Regions from separate parts of the Homo sapiens genome. Here region 2 is linked to region 1. A link is an interaction called in ENCODE POLR2A ChIA-PET data of the cell type or tissue named here. Cell type or tissue: Caco-2. All regions are shown on one strand. Region 1 has its middle 28 kb from the start of PIK3CB. Region 2 overlaps PIK3CB (phosphatidylinositol-4,5-bisphosphate 3-kinase catalytic subunit beta).

Evidence for each region. ChIA-PET counts read pairs that join two places held together with the same protein. Peaks named below come from ENCODE experiments on the same cell type or tissue, not always from the same donor. Only the 100,000 strongest peaks of a DNase experiment are listed, where the experiment ranks them.
Region 2: POLR2A ChIA-PET joins it to region 1 with 6 read pairs; 2 of 35 experiments call an interaction of 5 or more read pairs at or near these places.

What each region holds. Positions count from the first base shown.
Region 1 is chr3:138,860,417-138,865,416 of GRCh38, reverse strand. No RefSeq gene overlaps it. Among named protein-coding and RNA genes, the nearest start is that of PIK3CB, 28 kb to the right of the region's middle. RefSeq lists enhancers at 1,736-2,030, 2,107-2,648. In Caco-2, no CTCF peak of the experiment used is centred here; DNase peaks (open chromatin) are centred at 1,886 and 2,216; H3K4me3 peaks cover 486 bases.
Region 2 is chr3:138,666,835-138,671,834 of GRCh38, reverse strand. All of the region lies in intron 19 of PIK3CB (phosphatidylinositol-4,5-bisphosphate 3-kinase catalytic subunit beta), which reads left to right. Among named protein-coding and RNA genes, the nearest start is that of FAIM, 61 kb to the right of the region's middle. In Caco-2, no CTCF peak of the experiment used is centred here; no DNase peak of the experiment used is centred here.

The sequences.
Region 1 (5,000 bases):
CACCCACTCCATATCCAGCACCAGAAGACAGCAGAATGACCTTAGTTTATAATGGCAAAAGAAATGCCCAGTTGAGCCCAGCCCAAATTGATGCCGACACAGAATGGCAAGTTAAATAGTTGTAGTTTACAGCACTACATTTGGGGCTAGTTTGATGTTATTTCTATTTTGTTAAAATAGGTGTGCACAATCCCAGCACTTTGGGAAGCCAAGGCAGGCAGATCACCTGATGTCAGGAGTTCAAGACCAGCCTGGCCAACATGGTGAAACCCTGTCTCTACTAAAATACAAAAATTAGCCAGGCATGGTGGTGGGCACCTGTAACCCAGCTACTCAGGAGGCTGAGGCAGCAGAATCGCTTGAACCCAGGAGGTGGAGGTTGCGGTGAGCCAAGATCGCGCCACTGCACTCCAGTCTGGGTGACAGAGCCAGACTCCGTCTCAAAAAAAAAAAAAAAAAAAATGGTATGCACATATAGAAGGAAAGTAGCATTGCTGTTTATACAAAAGAGAACTCACAGCCTTCTCTTTACCTGTGATGAAATTCAGGCAAAGAGACCTCTTGGCTAGGCAAGACTTACCATGGTCCCAACTACCAGCACAGGAAAAAATATATTGCAGAGAAAAGTTGTTTAAACAGTAAGGAAAATAAAGCCAGGCACAGTGGCTCATTCCTGTAATTCCAGCACTTTGGGAGCCTGAAGTGGGAGGATTGCTTGAGCCCAGGAGTTGGGGACCAGCCTGGAGAACACAGGGAGATCCCATCTCTACAAAAACCTTTAAAAATTAGCCAGGCTGGGGCGCCGTGGCTCTCGCTTGTAATCCCAGTACTTTGGGAGGCCGAGGAGAGCGGATCACTTGAGGTCAGGAGTTCAAGACCAGTCTGACCAACATGGTGAAAACCCATCTCTACTAAAAATATGCAAATTAGCCGAGCCAGGCCGGGCGCAGTGGCTCACGCCTGTAATCCCAGCACTTTGGGAGGCCAAGGCGGGCAGATCGCCTGAGGTCGGGAGTTGGAGATCAGCCTGACCAACATGGAGAAACCCCATCTCTACTAAAAATACAAAAAATTAGCTGGGCATGGTGGCGGATGCCTGTAATCCCAGCTACTAGAGAGGCTGAGGCAGGAGAATTGCTTGAACCCCAGAAGCAGACATTGCAGTGAGCTGAGATCGTGCCATTGCACTCCAGCCTGGGCAACAAGAGTGAAACTTCATCTCAGAAAAAAGAAAGAAAGAAATAATTAGCTGAGCCGGGGGTGGTGGCAGGAGCCTGTAATCCCAGCTACTCAGGAGGCAGAGACTGGGAGGCGGGGGTTACAGTGAGCCAAGATAGTGCCATTGCTCTCCAGCCTGGGTGACAGAGCAAGACTGCATCTCGAAAAAAAAAAAATTAGCTGGGTTGAGTGATACGTGCCTGTAGTCCCAGCTATGCAGGAGGCTGAAGTAGGAGGATCGCTTGAGGCAGGAAGGTAGAGGTTGCAGTGAGCTAAGATGGTGCCACTGCACTCCAGCCTGTGTGAGAGAGTGAGGCCCTGTCTCAAACACCAAAACAAAACAAAAAACACAAAATTATATGAACAAAATCACCCAACACAAATTTCTTCCCAAAGATGAAACTCTTTCTTCTGAGAGGCCCTAAACATGGCTGTTCAGCCACTATGAACTAATAAAGTTACACAGTGCTTGAGACCTGCTCTGGGTTATTTTCTGTGTTTCCAAGTCGAGTTAGGCTGGCTGATGCAACCCAATCCTGCCATCTCTTCACTAGCCATGAGTATCAGGTTGGCATGTGGAGTATACCTTCCTCAAAGGAATCAGTACCCGGTTGACCAGATCCCCACAGTGTTTCTCACTGTCTCCCATGAGTCACCAGGGCACACTCTGCATTTACAGCCCCGCCCATAACCAAGAAAGCTCTTCAGTTTCCTAGCTCCCTTCCCTGGCTTCTGCAGTAAGGTGTGACATTGACAATTATAATCTGGTACTTAGCCCTGTGGCTTCTGCTCTGTGCCAACCCTGGCTTTAGACAACCCTATGAAATCCTACAAAGGGTGGCATATCTGGCTGAAACCTCCCAGTGGGGGAAGGAAGGAGGGTTTAAGACAGCACTTTACTCAGTCTCCATGTAAATGAGCCCTTCCTGCAGGGGCCAGGGCCTCCTCAGTTTTCTGGGTCGGCATTGGACTTTGGACATTGGAACTGTCAGCAAGCCCTCTCACAGGAAAGGTGTTTGCCTTCCCAGTGGCAAACAGTCTATTATTCTAAACTTGGACGTGCTAGGACTGACTCATCCCTCCCTTGCGGCATCGATACTCGGTATCAGGCCACAGCCTAGCTGCAAAATCTCAGCTGGCTGGTAGTTTTCCCTCCTTCTCCGCCCACCCTGCTTCAACACGGTCCTTGATGCCAATCTCAAATTTCCCTGGTGGCTCAGCGCCCCAATTCAGCACTGAAGTTTTTACTTTTTTGCTTTCCCACACAAGCAAATATTTGTTAGTAATTTCCCAGCTCTTCATACTCTTGTGATTTCTTTAACCCACCTTTTGTAACCCGCTTTCCCTCTGCTCCAGGGTCTTGGTCATTACCTCTTCTAACTCAATTACATGACTTTCTTTTTTCCCACTTCCTCTTTCCTTCCATTGTTATGCAGGCGGAGGGGAGGGTGCTAAATGCACAAAAAGGAGAATTGGATTAGGTAGCAGGATATCTCACTGCTCTCTTCCTGGTTCTGCCCTGACCCTGAGTTCTCACTTTAATAAGCCGCACACCCACTCCACATGCTGTCTTCCCACTTGCAATGAGCCAGCAGTGTGGGAGAAATCAGTAAGAGTGCCTTGGCAGTGGCTCTGACGGAGGGTGGGGTGGATTCTGGGAGAATTCAAAGGTGGTGGCACCTTGTTACCATTTACTCAGGTGAGCTGGAGATTCTGATATTACAAAACAACAAACTCGACAGAAAGGAAGAAAACAGTAATGTTGGGAAGAAAAACAGTTTGGTTCAGGGATGTCAATGCTGGGAAAATTTGTATAAAATATCTGTCTGGAACTAGTCTTTCAAATAATGACAATCATTCTTTTGAGGGGACAGACACCCCTTGGAAAATCTGATGAAGGATATAGACTCCAGAAAATCACCGGGAAAATGTATATAAATGAAGTCAGGCACAGTGGGGTGCCTCTGTAGTCCCAGCTGCTGGGGAGGCTGAGGCGGGAGCCTCCTTGAGTCCTAGAGGCACACGAACGCCTTTAGGAAGCGGGTATAAGGAGCAGAGAACTGTAAGCAGGGCTTCCCTTCTTTGTAAATCTCATCTAGAGTTCAGGGCAGTTCAGAGAAAGCATTCATTTGTTCATTCATTCAACAAGTAACTCTTTGAGAAACTTCCAAGTGTCAAGCCCCATGCTGGGCCACATTGTGAGGCAGAAGGAGGTGAATCAGACACAGTGCCTGCTCCCGGGACACTCACGGTCTGGTGGGGGATACCAAGATAGAACAGGCAATGAGTGTACAGTGATGGCAGAGGTAGCAGAGAGAACTGTGGGAGCCTGGGGGTGGGGGCAGGGGCAGAACTACTTCCTACAGTTCCCTCTTCCCACAGCAATCTGGTCCTATACCTCTCTGACTACAAAGCAAAACAGTTAAAAAAAAAAAAAAAATCCAAGTATTCCCTGAGGTGCTACTCTGAGCTGTCCATGTCAGAGCTCTCACCCACACTGTGGCCCCATCCAGCTTTCACCTCTCAACTGGGATGGAGCCTGTGAACCCTCTCTCTCCTCACAGGCTCCCCAGGGTGCTGCCAAAGGCCTCACAGCCAACATACCCCCTATACCATCAAGGGCAGCTCCTCCTCCCCAGACCAGCTTTTGAATAAATTACCAACCCCCTTTGCACTTCCTTCTTTCTGTGCTTAAACCTTATTCATTTTATTTATTTATTATTATTATTTTAGACACACAGTCTCACTCTGCTCCCAGGCCGGAGTGCAGTGGCGTGATCATAGCTTATCGCAGCCTTGAACTCCTGGGCTCAAGCGATCCTCCCACCTCAGACTCTGGAGTAACTGGGATTACAGGTGTGAGCCACCATGTACAGCTCCTATTCCTTTTAATAGTTGAGCTGCAGGGAAATAAGGAGTAATGAAAATAGCTAGCTTTAAGGAAGTTAGAGATTTGCAAGAAACCTGAAGTGTCCTGGTAAGAGCTGGTCCTTTTATTCACAGCATCCAAAGGCTGGGGCTGGGCTGGGCTTCCTTACACTTCTTCCCTGACTTCTCCCTTCTTAGGGGTTTTAGGGGAAAGCATCCAGCTCCAAGTTTGGGCATCAGCAATCCTGCCTGTTGGCTGCTACCAATGTTGGATGCTAGGCTGCATCTGCTTATCCTAGCTGCTTCCCTAGCACTGGCTTCTGCCAATGGCCCCTAAGTATCCCTTTCATGGCTCCAGCTGTTCCTCTTACCTTCCTGGGTTCAGCTCTATCACTCTGGGAGGGAGAAAAGTTCCCTTCCTCTTTGTTCTTTGAAGAGTGCTACCCAGGGCTTCAGGTCCTCTTGTCCTGGTTGACATTCACCAATCCCAAAAGTTTCTCTGGCCAGGAGTGTTGGCTCATACCTGTAATCCCAACATTTGGGAAGCCCAAGGCAGGAGGATGGCTTGAGCCCAGGAATTCAAGACCAGCCTCAGCAAAATAGAGAGACCTTGTCTTATTTTATTCACAGGGTTTTAAAAAACTTTTTTTTTTTTTAATTTAAAAGCTAGCCAGGCATGGTGGTGCACACCTGTGGTCCAGCTACTCGGGAGTCTGAGATGAGAGGATCGCTTGAGCCCAGGAGGCTGAGGCTGCAGTAAGCCATGATTGCACCACTGCACTCCAGCACATCAGCCTGGGTGACAGAGTGACCGAGCCAGAACCTGTCTCAAAAAGAAAGTATCTCTGACATGGATACTTGGTAATCCTACTGTAACATGCAATTGCTTTTTAGAATATTTAATTCTATTTTAG
Region 2 (5,000 bases), 190 kb after region 1:
GGGGAAAGAATGCAGAGGCAGGACTTGCGTCAGGAATAAAGGCTGTCGTGCCCCTTTGTTCAGGTGTGCTCTCATGGCAACTGGCCAAGGAGGCACCCCTCTACGCAGAAGTAAAATTGCTTTGCTAAGAATCCTTTGTTCAAGTGTTCAGTTTCCTTAGGATTTTGAGTGTTATTCCTAACAGTTCTTTGTCGGGTCCAGATCCTACCTCATGGGCCTAAGTCCGTGACTGTTTTTGGTGGGCATTGAAATGTCAGCCAAGTCTAACTTCCTGAGCCACTGCTGTGAGAAATCTCTATTTTTGGAACCTAGAGGTCTTTTTTTCTTTCTTTTTTAACCACACCTATTTATAAAACCTTTGGACTTCATCATTTTTTTAATGTGATTTAGTATCTGCAACAACCTTAGTCTACAAGGTTGCTGGAAACGGTTAGACGTGTGATCGACTTTGTTCCTGCAAGATTATAATATCTCCTGATTAATTTCTTAAGTTTCAGTTATAGTCTGTTATTATGAAACATATGTGTATATATATTTTTAAAACTTGCAACCCTTGCTGTTTATTGACTGAACCAGGCATTGTATTAAGTTCTTCTCGTAAGTAATATCGTATAGGCTTACATATCTATGGGGCTATGTTATTTCTTTTTAACACATTAAAAATTAAAATGCTAGAGGTTTTAAACAAAGGTTACAGAAATATTAAATGGCAGAGCTAAATTCAAATCCAGGACTGTCAGACTCTAAATTAATGCCTGTTTATTATTTTACCAGTCTGGCTAAGTGAGAAAATAATGTGGTAAGACATGTCTAGTACTACTCTTTGTTTATCAGAGTATAATGGTGCCTAAAATACCTAAATTTCCTTTTTTTTAAAAAAAGAAATAATTTTTTATTTTTAGGTTTTTCCAAGTTACACTTTCCAGTAGTGTAAAGGTAGAAAGAGCAATTTGGGATTGTAGCTGTGATTAGAATAAAGAAAAGAGATCATAATTCATCTAAAAAGGACACTGTGGCTACTACAGGTGACAGATTTTTTTCTTTTAAATTAGGAGGAATTTCTAATGCAGCTGTGTAAAAATAGAATTAGTAGCTTTGAATAGGTAGCTAGTTTTTCAAACACTCATAAGGTATACTGCATAGATAAGAGGAATAGGTCATTAGAATAAACTGTCTGCTTGAGGACCATAAACCCAGTTGGACCTGGGCTACCTGTTTTTGTAAATGAAATTTTATTGGCACACAGCCACTTGGTTACATATTATGTATGGCTGCTTTTGTGCTGCAACTGCAGAGTTGAGTGTTTAGTCTGTAGTGCCTAAAATATTTATTATCTGGCTCATTCTGGGAAGAGTTTACCAACTCCTCCTATATAAAGTAAGCCCCCAGGAATATGTTTTTACTTGACTGATCCCACAAAAAAGGAGGGAAACTTTAAGCTGAAGTTTAGTAACTCATTTGTTCTTTCCAAGGTTAGCACAGAAGCTACACAGTGGTCTCCTTTGCTAATTAGTAGATTCAGGCCATATCATGAGCTTCATTTAGTTATGAAAAGCTAAGCTAAAGACTGTTTCCTGGCATTCTTAGTTCCATCAGCCTAATTGAAAACCCCAACCAAGTTATTCTCTCTTAGTTTTGATTTTATTTATCTAAATGTAAAGCACATTTAGCATCAAATGAAGTTCATTGTGACCTCAGACAATGGGAGGCACCCACATGTGGGAGTGCTGGAAATAAACCTAGTGTCTAGCTGATGGGAAGCATTGTGCGAAGAAAAAGGAACTTGTCTGTCCAGTGAGATCTTTGCTGACTTTTTGTACTTTGACCCCATGTTTTTAAAAAATGAAGGACTTTAATTTTTTTTTAAGTTCATTTCCAAACTGGTACCTTTTTCTCACCAAACCTTTTTTACTGTTTCTATAAATATATGTGCTCCAATGTTTCTATTTTGTTTGTTTTTTCTTTCGGCCAGCTGTTTAGGTTAAAGTGGGTCATGTAGCACACACTCTTTTAAGGTCAATCCCAAATCTTGAGGTACCTTCTGTACATTACTGTTTTAGTACTTGTAACAGTGCCATGTTTGCATGAATGAAAATACATAATGCTCATTTTCATTTTTCTATGACGTTCCAAAATACTCTTTTGATACCTTTCATGTCAGCTTAGATCATTTATAAGACATTGATGTGTTAGGACTCCCTGACCTCCTTTGGTGAAGAAGTAATAAGCAAATCTTATAGGCTGGCTACATATAAACCTATCTGGCCGTGGGTAGATTTGCCAGTCCTCTGCACACCCCCACTCTACCCCAACAAATACATGTGAAATCAATTTTTTGACAGTTGCCTCCATTAAGACTTCATATCTGAATTACACTAATGGAGTTTACATTTTACATCCCCCCCCCCTTTTTTTTTTTTTTTTTTTGAAACAGGGTCTCACTGTATCACCCCAGCTGGAGTGCAGTAGCACAATCATGGTTCACCGCAACCTCAACTCCTTGGGCTCAGGTGATCTTCCATCTCAGCCTCCTGAGTAGCTGCCACAGGCACCTGTCATCACACCTGGCTAATTTTTTTACTTTTTGTAGAGACAAAGTTTCACCATGTTGCCCAGGCTGGTCTTAAACTCCTTGACTCAAGCAGTCCGCCCACCTTGGCCTCCCAAAGTGCTAGGATTACAGGCGTGAGCCACCGCACCTGGCCTACTTCCCTTTTAAGAGACCTATACAAAAGTTATTTAATGATAGTGGTGTCAGCATCTCAGAGGGTTGGAGGAAGAAGGTGGAAATAATGCAAGCATTAGGTAAAAGATTTAAACTTTTCTCCTTTGGAAGCCATGGCTAAGGTACTACTCAGACTTTGGTCATTGTGTCAGAGTCAGAATCAGAGATAAGAAAGATAAATACCACATAATATCACTCATAAGTAGAAGCTAAATAATATATACACATAGAAGCAGGGTGTGGGTTGATGGGTAGTGGGGACTTAGAGGGATGGCATGGGTGGTTGATGGCAGGTTGCTTGGTGAGTACAATGTGTGTTGCTACAGTGATGGATGCACTGAAGGCCCTGACTTCACCACAGTGCAATATATCAATGTAGCAAAATTGTACTTCTACCCCATGAATATATACAAGTTGTAAAACAAATTTTTAAAGCCAGATAACTTGCTATATACCTGTTTAGAGTAAGGATATGGAGCTGCCATCCCCGTGTTGTAGAATTTATTTCATTTTTAAATGTTTGATTTAGTGTGAAAGGTAACAGATTGCTACTTCAGTCAGAGAGTCTGAGAAAGGAGGGTAAACATTACTGAAATTGTAGTCTTGGCCTTTGTAAGAAGTGTAGAAGTTGAGTGCAGAGGGTACCTAGGTGAGATGATTAGGGCTCCAAGAGTTTGTCCCCAGCTTGACTTCTGTCAAACTCTCTGAGAAGGATGTTTTTTCCTTCTCATTGTGAACATTCTACCCTCAAGGCACTGAAAGCTTTCATCGTTGCCTGCTTTTGAAAAGGAAGTTATTGGACTTCTGCCTACCTTGGCTGCAACTGGAGTGAGAGGAGATGCAGGAAAGTGAGAAAGTGCACTTTAACCTGGCAGTGTTTGCTTTACATGTGTTATGTCATGATAAGAATAAGGGGTCTCATTAAAAACATTAATGCTGCATTAGGAGAATGCTTCATTCTCTTATTTTGTATTTTGACAGTTCTGCCCCCAACCTCATTTTGCTAGAACTAGAAAAGTGCTTTTATTATTATTTTTTTCTGAGATGGAGTTTTGCTCTTATTGCCCAGGCTGGAGTGCAATGGTGCAATCTCAGCTCGCTGTAACCTCCGCCTCCTGGGTTCAAGCAATTCTCCTGCCTCAGCCTCCTGAGTAGCTGGGATTACAGGTGCCTGCCACCATGCCTGGCTAATTTTTTGTATTTTTAGTAGACACAGGGTTTCAGCTTGTTGGCCAGGCTGGTCTCGAACCCCTGATCTCAGGTGATCCACCTGCCTCGGCCACCCAAAGTGCTGGGATTACAGGCATGAGCCACCGTGCCCGGATGAAAAGTGCTTTTAAAAAAGCATACCCCGTCTCTACTAAAAATACAAAAAAAAAAATTAGCCAGACATGGTGGCAGGCGCCTGTAGTCCCAGCTACTCGGGAGGCTGAGGCAGGATAATGACGTGAACCCGGGAGGTGGAGCTTGCAGTGAGCCGAGATTGCGCCACTGCACTCCAGCCTGGGCGACAGAGCGAGACTCTGTCTCAAAAAATAAATAAATAAATAAAATAAAAATAAATAAAAAAGCATAAAATAATTCAATTTTTTTGAAGGACTTTTAGAAACTGTTTAATTTTAGAAACTATCTGATTGTGATACATGCTAACACACTCATATACTCCCTCCTCCCCACAACACACACACAGCCTCTCTTTGTCGCTCATAAAGTCCTTCGGAAGCTTTCTCAGTGCTTTTAGGAGTATGACAGAAGTCCTTACATGGCCAACAGGAACCTGCATGGTCTTTTCACCACTTACTGTGTCTTCCTCATCTTTCTGTTGTGCTCCCCCTTGTGCTCTCCTCCAGCCCTGCTGTCATTCCTCCACATGGAAGTCTTTTTTTTTTTTTTTTTTTTTTTGAGACAGAGTCTCGCTCTGTCGCCAGGCTGGAGTGCAGTGGCGCAATCTCGGCTTACTGCAACCTCCGCCTCCTGGGTTCAAGCGATTCTCCTGCCTCAGCCCCCCAAGTAGCTGGGACTATAGGAGCACACCACCACGTCCAGCTAATTTTTGTATTTTTAGTAGAGACAGGGTTTCACCATGTTGGCCAGATCTGCTGACCTGGTCGTGATCTCCTGACCTTGTGATCCACCCACGTTGGTCTCCCAAAGTGCTGGGATTACAGGTGTGAGCCACCGCACCCGGCCAGGAAGTCTTTTTTGACTCCTGCCATGTTCTCCTGGCACTTCTTCCTTATACAGAGATCACACATGCACATTGTACATTTGCTCA